Linked DNA regions of Homo sapiens: region 2 is linked to region 1. The links are chromatin contacts, found by Hi-C or POLR2A ChIA-PET in ENCODE. All regions are on one chromosome and are shown on one strand. Each heading gives the region's core, a stretch centred on a gene start or an enhancer-like site at or near the end of the contact. The rest is flanking DNA. Distances are from core to core; before and after follow the strand shown.

The links. Hi-C counts contacts between places; a loop is a spot of excess contacts on that map. ChIA-PET counts read pairs that join two places held with the same protein, here RNA polymerase II (POLR2A). Pooled maps may share reads with other maps.
Region 2: a loop to region 1 is called in a pooled map, with 3 times the contacts of the local background. The contact joins the enhancer-like site here to the promoter of KLHL7-DT in region 1. A Hi-C loop is called at or near these places in 8 of 50 pooled maps. POLR2A ChIA-PET finds 5 or more read pairs at or near these places in 3 of 52 experiments (H1, OCI-LY7 and WTC11).

What each region holds. Positions count from the first base shown.
Region 1 is chr7:23,103,701-23,107,647 of GRCh38, reverse strand. It overlaps KLHL7-DT (KLHL7 divergent transcript), which reads left to right and starts at 1,945. Exons shown (of 3, transcript NR_046220.1): 1 at 1,945-2,089; 2 at 3,331-3,398. It overlaps KLHL7 (kelch like family member 7), which reads right to left and starts at 1,863. Exons shown (of 11, transcript NM_001031710.3): 1 at 1,502-1,863. The coding sequence starts at 1,621. RefSeq lists enhancers at 917-996, 702-1,688, 1,477-1,756, 1,877-2,066, 1,689-2,675.
Region 2 is chr7:23,366,149-23,370,095 of GRCh38, reverse strand. The region is part of intron 3 of IGF2BP3 (insulin like growth factor 2 mRNA binding protein 3); the gene reads left to right. Among named protein-coding and RNA genes, the nearest start is that of SNORD65C, 28 kb to the left of the region's middle. Within about 2 kb of position 1,620, at least 3 of the 41 ENCODE cell types and tissues checked have a DNase peak (open chromatin) inside an H3K27ac peak, as active enhancers do; they include OCI-LY7, where a contact is called at or near this core.

The sequences.
Region 1 (3,947 bases), core at 696-3,195:
AATAAGTGATGTTAATATACTCCAAAGCTAAGAAATGTGAGTCACTTTTTAAATCCAAAGAGCTAAACGGACAGTCTCAGATAATCCTCTGCTCCTCAAGTAAATATTTGCTGCTGCAATCCAGTTTCACCCTATTTAGGGATTAAGGCAATGCTTTACAATGCTATGATCCACGAATGAAAACATATATTCGAGGGAGTGGGAGGGAACCTAATGAGTCTTCAACGAGTTTAAGCCCTGGTTAACTATGTTCAACTACCATTACAGGCAGGCAATAGCTAAATGCACCAGCAATTTGAAGTCTGTGGTATTGTAGATACAAAAAGGTTTACATGAAAGGAACATGAATTTGAAAATAGATACATGAAAGTCAGTTACATAAATTAACGAATTCAGGCATTCACAGTACTTCAGCACAAAGGCCAGGCCAGGAAAGATTTAAAAGCATTCCCACAGACTGCACTGGTGCACTGTAGCAGGAGCTGGTGAACAAAGACAAAATCCCAGCAGTCAGCGTTTGCTTATAGAAACCAGAAGTTAATATCTTCATAAAAATCTTAAATTCCTCTACTGTTGCCCATATTCCCAGCAGAACCACCAGACAAAGCAAACTAGGTTTTGCAGTTACACATAACTCACATCCTGCTTTGTCCCCTTGAAACAGGATCCCAGTCAACAAAACCCAAACATTCCCACAAATCTACTTAGATGTGTATTATCTATAAATAAAGCTTACAGAAAGGAAAAAGTGACTTTCTATGCTTATCGGTGTAGATGTTATGGAATTAAAAAAAAAAAAAGCCTCTTTGTTTCACCTTCGCCAGCGTTAAAATCCGTTCTTTTCATAACCCACCTTTCGCCGATGTGCTGCAGAATTTCACGAATGCACCACACACCAAGGACAGAACAAAGAGCTCCTCTTAATAACAGAGGCGCACAGTGCCCTTAGAAGATGGCATGGTATTTATCGATGGCTGCTTCTGCTCTAAATTAGCACGAACAGGAGGACTCCTCTTCAACTAGCTCCACCGGGGAACACAGGAGGGGGCGGGGATCCTTATTTAAGAGCAGCTGATGTCAGGCCAGCAACTCTCCTCCCTTTGGGGGCTTCGGTTTGGGCTATGCCAACGGGTTTCTTCACACAAGATCTCACGGCACCTTAAAACGGCTCGCCAATGGAAGGATCCTCGCCCCACAAAGAGATAACTAGGGCAGAGCTGTTACACAACCGATACCCGACGGCGAAAGCCAGCCTGAGGAGTCCCCCAGGAGTCTGACTTGGGAGCTACATCCTCGGCAGACGAGAAGCACTTTTGCTCGAGAATTGTTTTACGCGCCCCTCTACCAACTGCGGAATCGCTCGCCTGCGAAAACGGAAGGAGGGGCGAGGACAGAGAAAGAGGGGCGCGATCCACAGGGCGCGGGGTTCCACCCCGGGAACCAGGGGCCCGAGCCCCGGACCACCTCCCACCGTCGTCCGTCACTCCCACAGAGGCGGTACCTGTTTCCGCATGTTATTCATGACGCCCATGAAACCCGCCAACAATTTAGCTTCTTCCCGAGCAGCAAGTTTCTTCTCGGTCTTCTTCTTGCTGCTCTTCTCCACCCCAGAGGCTGCCATCCTCCCTCAGCTCGGTTCACGCCCGGGGCTCGCCGGGCCGGGCGAGGGGTCGCACTCTCTGGGCACACTGGGGATTCTATCGACCAAACACGGCGATCGGCAGTGCAGCTGCAGCGCCCAGCTCTGGAACGCGCGGCAGGCGGCGGTGGCTCGGCCACTGCCGAAAGACAAGGCCGGGCGGCCCCCTTAGAAACGCTCAGGGAGCGACGCTACCAACTGGGCTGCGTCCCCGGGCAGAACCCGAGCCCTGCCCAGGAGCCTGCGCACTTCGCGCAAGGAGGCGGGGGCACTATGAGGAGAGTCAGGGGCGGGGCCTGACACGTCACAGTGGCGCGCCGTTCCGAGCAATGAGACTGCAGGCACAGGTGCGGCCGGATTCCCTGTCGCTGTCCCGCGCTGAGTGAATTTTGCCTCGGAGCTGGTCCGAGGTCGCGCCTGCTCTTTTGTGTGCCCAAGGCAGATTTCCAGGTTTCGGTTACGTGATTATCTTTTTTTTTTTTTTTTTTTTGATAATTGGGTTGTGGAACATGCAAAGGTGTCTCCCATCAGTGTAAGGCTTCATGGGACAGGGTCGGTGTTCAGTGCAGTATCTGAGCCTGGTGTATGGTAGGCGCTCAATAAATATTAAATGATGAAAGGATATTACTGCAAGTTAAAGTCATGTTACACGGAGCACAAGATTTATTTTCGTGGGATTCATAACGCAAGAGCACACAGTCCCGTTGGTGTCTCCTTGGCGTGCAATGAATGTCTGCCTAACTAGGCTGGCTTACTGTGTGTTTACAACTGAAATCAGTTGTCAGTCGGTTCTAGAAATCTTCAGTTAGGCTTCTCTAAGTGTTTTACGGGAACACGGAACTCAATCACAGCCCTCATGGAAATGTTTTTTGTAACCATATTCTTTCTACTGTATAGTAATATACAGGATTATTTGAAATTGTACATTATTTAACATTATGAAAACTTTATATCTCATTGGTTTTCCTCCTCGGTCTATATAGGACTATACAGAGACATTTTATGTAAAATAATTTACACCATTGAGGCTTTTTTTTTTTTTTTTGGAGGCAGGGTCTCGGCCCTGTCGCCCAGGCTGGGGGTGCGGTGCAGTGGCTAATCATAGCTCACTGAAGCCTCAGCACTCCTGGGCTCAAGCAATCCTCCCATCTCAGCCTCCCAAGTAGCTGAAACTACAGGCGTGCAACACCACTCTGGGCTAAGTTTTAATTTTTAAATTTTTTTGGTGGTGGTGGTGGTGGTGGTGGTGGTGGTGAAGAGGTCACACTATGTTGCCCAGGCTTGTCTCGAACTCCTGGTGTTATGCAATCCTCCCGCCTAGGCCTCCCAAAGTGCTGGGATTACAGGAATGAGCGGCCAGGCCTGGCCCACAGTATACTTTTCTTGTTGAGGACAAACCATATAGCATAATCCAGATGAAAGAGCAAGCTATATATACGCCTCAATTTTTACAAAAGAGTAAGATACTTATGTCTCTGTACTCTTTATCTTTCTTCTATTAATCTAGAGGTTCTCAGATGTGCCTCTATTTTAACTAGTTGATTTGGGGATTTCAGGTGAACCCTGGCAATAGGAATAATTTATTGTTAATAAAATTATAAATGAGAAAATTTTTCATTCACTTTATTAAATGACCCAGGACACTGAAGAAAAACGGAATAAATTTTTTTCTTTTTTTTTTAATTGAAAAGAAGTAGAAATCTGTCTTCTAACTCTAAGGCCTTGGGAGATGAAGGATCCGTGATTCAAAGGCAGAAATGTAAGTGATGAAAAAGAATGCTGTCCTGTAATAAGGCAAAAAAGAAACGAGGAACAGCATCCTTAGTCCTTGATGTTAGAACAGTCTTTTTACATATTGCTGAATATAAAACATCAAAGTTCATGGAAGAGCCATAGGATTCAGAGCTCAAAGAGGCCACAGAGATTATATAGTACAGGGATTAAGCATGAGACTTTGCCTGGATGCAAAGTCAAACATCTCAACTTTCTAGTTGTGCAACTTTGGGCAAATTGATTAACTTCTGTTATGCCTCAGTCTCCTTATCTGTGAAAGTAGAACCTACTACATGGAACTGGCGTAAGGTTTATAAAAATGCTTAGAGGGGTGCCAGCACAAGACACTTAAAATTACTTTACTGAGTTAATAATACACACATACTTCAGAGATATTTTGGGTTCTGTTCCAGACCACCACATAAAGTAAATATCGCAGTAAAGTGAATCACACAAATTTTTTGGTTTCCCAAAACATATGCAAGTTATGTTTACACTATACTGTGGTCTATTAAGTGTGCAATAATATTATGTC
Region 2 (3,947 bases), core at 371-2,870, 260 kb before region 1:
GAGAAGTAGTACCAGGTAACTGACAACCTCTTATGCCATGTTGAAGTTTGGACAAGTTATACTGGCAATTTGAAACCACAGAAGGGTAGTAACTGCTGGCAGGAGGATATAGTCATGGAGTGTTAGGCTACAGGCAAGCATGCTAATCAGACTTGGTTCAGATAGCCCAGGAGTGATGGGACTTGAGCAGTGGGTATGCAGAATAAGCAGTCAGCAGAAGGCTTATCTGCAGAACATAAATTATCTACCTCACGCCCATAGTGGTATCAACTAAAATACAGCCAGTTTTGTGAGGGAGGTGGGGATATATCTGGTATGTGGCTGAGAAAATCTGATCACGTTGCAGGTCAAAGACAGTTTTTTAAACTGTCTTTATTGCAGTGATCTCTATATGTGTCAATAAACTAGGCTACTAGATTGAAGAGAAGCATGAAGAAACTTGTCATGATGGTGATAGTTTAGTGAGTGTATACATAATGTCAAAGTGAATCAAATTTCTTGCAGTTTATTCTGTATTTCAATGATACTGTTACTGAACCAAACTGGTTCTGTTTGTCCATGTGCAATGGAAAGCAAACACCAAAGCATAGGTTCTTTTGTAAAGAGAAAAGTTCGTGGTAAGACTGTCAAGCAAGGAGACAGTCAGGTTCAAATCTGTCTCCCCCAGCTGGGGGCTGGGACATATTTTATAGACAGAGGGTAATGAGGTATGATCTGATTGAATCTTACAATGATGTGATGCCAGGAGGTGTGATCTGACTGGATCATACCAGGAGGTGACACCAGGGCTCAATCTGATTGGATCATGGATCATGTCATGTGGTGTCCACTTCTTAATTTGGTCCTGTCTCGGTCCAGGCACTTAGGTTCTGCTTGTGGTTGCATGCGTGGTTCATCTGGACAGGCTCAGGTTACAGAACTTGCAACCTGGGGATCCATGGCAACTGAAGAACAAATCACCATTTTGTCACACAAAGCTGAACCAGACTAGGCCGGTTCTGTGGATGATGCTTGGCCAAAAGGCCAAGAAGTGATCAATAATACTTCAGAGTTTAAAAGGCAAAACTAGGCCATTACCTGGTAAAGTTGCTTTTAGTATTTTTTTAACAGCTTTATTGAGATATAATTCACATACTATGCAATTCACCATTTAAAGTGTACAATTATTTTTTTTTAAGTTTTTTTTTCTTTTTTTTTTGAGACAAAGTTTTGCTCTCGTGGCCCAGGCTGGAGTGCAATGGCGCCATCTCAGCTCACCACAACCTCTGCCTCCTGGGTTCAAGTGATTCTCCTGCCTCAGCGTCCCGAGTAGCTGGGATTACAGGCAAGCGCGACCACGCCCGGCTAATTTTGTATTTTTAGTAGGTGCGAGGTTTCTCCATGTTGGTCAGGCTGGTCTCAAACTCCTGACCTCAGGTGATCCGCCCGCTTTGGCCTTCCAAAGTGCTGGGATTACAGGTGTGAGCCACCGCGCCCGGCCTAGTATGTTAATAGATACGTGCAACCATCACCACATTTTTAGGACACCTTCATCACCTCAAAAAGAAACATTTAACTGTCACCCTCCACTTTCACTTTCCTCAGCCCATAGAAACCACTAATCTACTTTCTGTCTATCGTAGAGTTCCCTATTCTGGACATTTCATACAAACAAAAATCATATAATAAGTAGTTTTTTGTGACTGTTTTCATTTAGCATAATGCCTTCTTTTCTTTCTTTCTTTCTTTCTTTCTTTCTTTCTTTCTTTCTTTTTTTCTTTCTTTCTTTTCTTTCTCTCTCTCTTTCTCTCTTTCTGTCTTCGCTATACTAACAAGGTAACCATAATACTTTCAAGGTCTGTCTGTTGCAGCATGTATAAGTACCTCCCTTTTATGGTTGAATAATATTCCATTGTACAAATATACCACATTTTGTTTCCATTCATCAGTCAGTAAGCATTCATTCGGGTTGTTTCTACTTCAGACTATTATGAGTGATCTTAATTTTGTACCATTACATTCAGGAAGTGATAATCTTTGCATTTTTCATGTGATTCTTTCTGTACTGTTTATACATTTGAATGAACTTTGTTTTTTTGTTTTTTTTTGTTTTTAAATAGATGGAGTCTCTATCTGTTGCCCAGGCTGGAGTGCAGTGGTGCAATCTCAGCTCACTGCAACCTCTGCCTCCCGGGTTCAAGGATTCTTCTGCCTCAGCCTCCCGAGTAGCTGGGACTACAGGTGCGTGCCACCATGTCCAGCTAATTTTTGTATATTTAGTAGAGATGGGGTTTCACCATGTTGGCCCGGCTGGTCTCAAACTCCTGACCTCAAGTGATCCACCCACCTCGGCCACCCAAAGTGCTGGGATTACAGGCGTGAGCCACCGCGCCCAGCCGTGGATGAACTTTTTTTTTTTAAAAAGGCTGAACATTTGAGGGTTTCACGTCCTAAATACATAACGGGGGAATTCTAGAAAGACATTTTCTATGAGGCTTTACTTTGCATTTATACCCCTTCCTCCCTCCCCTGTCGTTGGAATTTAAACTTACCTAAGCATAGAGAAATGTTTCCTTTCTGGTTTAAGATTTTATTTAGGTATGGGAACTTGTGAAAGTGTTGGAAATATAGAGTGGAAAGCTTTTTGTTTTTTTTCGTGGTTTTTTTTTTGGCCTTTAAGACTGTTTAAAAGAAGTATTTGTGGCTGACATAGAATGATTAGCAGTACTGAGAGGGGACAAGAATCTAGGAGACAAAAACAGGTGCATAAGTAGCTTATGTGACAGGTAACAGGAACACTGTCTTATCTTCCTGTTTAATGCAGAATTAAGCAAAATGCGGCCGGACACTGTGGCTCACACTTATAATCCCAGCATTTGGGAAGGCTGAGGCAGGCAGATCACTTGAGCTCAGGAATTCGGGACTAGCCTGGCCAACATGGCAAAACTTTGTCTCTACTATAATACAAAAAGTAGCCAGGCGTGGTGGCACATGCATGTAATCCCAGCTACTCAGGAAGCTGAGGCACAAGAATGGCTTGAGCCTGGGAGGCGGAGGTTGCAGTGAGCCAAGATCATGTCACTGCACTCCAGTAAGACTCTGTCTTTAAAAAAAAAAAAAAAAAAAAAGCAAAATGTGAGAACTTACCAAGTGTAAGTTGTATTTATTCTTTGAGAGTTCAGTGGGCTGGAGTGGCATGATACCATTTGATAGGCCTTGATATAAAAGAGCATATTCAAATAATGGCCTGCCTTAAGATTGATGGGATTACTATAGTACAGTTCAAGTCATTTGGGGGTTGGAAATCCTTTTGAGATTTGGGAATCTTATTAGGCTATTGACAGCCCTTTCCCTATTCTGTTGTCATTACTTCCAAGCCTTGTACATGAAACTTTGAGTAAGACATCAAAGATCCACTGAAATCCATCTATGGGGCTATGTAAAATCTCCTAAGTTGTGTTGTTAAATTTTTTCCACAGCTAGGTACCAAGATTGATTCTGCACCTATTTCTTCTAAGGATTAGAGGGGTTTTTTTGCTTGTGGTTTTTTTTTTTTTTTCTTTTTTACTTTGTTTTAAAGCCATGCTTGTTGAAGTATTATTCACAGACAATAAAACTCACCATTTAAAAAAAGTGCACAGGATTGTAGTTTCTAGTTATCTTTCTAAAGACTTTACATGGCCAGGTGTGGTGGCTCACACCTGTAATCCCATCACTATGGGAGACCAAGGTGGGTGGATCACTTGAGGTCAGGAGTTCGAGACCAGCCTGGGCAACATGGTGAAACCCCGTCTCTACTAAAAATACGAAAATTAGCTGGGTGTAGTGGTGTGTGCCTGTAATCCCAGCTACTTGGGAGGCTGAGGCAGGAGAATCGCTTGAACCTGGGAGGCAGACGTTGCAGTGAGCCAAGATTGCACCATTGTACTCCAGCCTGGGTGATAGAGTGAGACTCTGTCTAAAAAAAA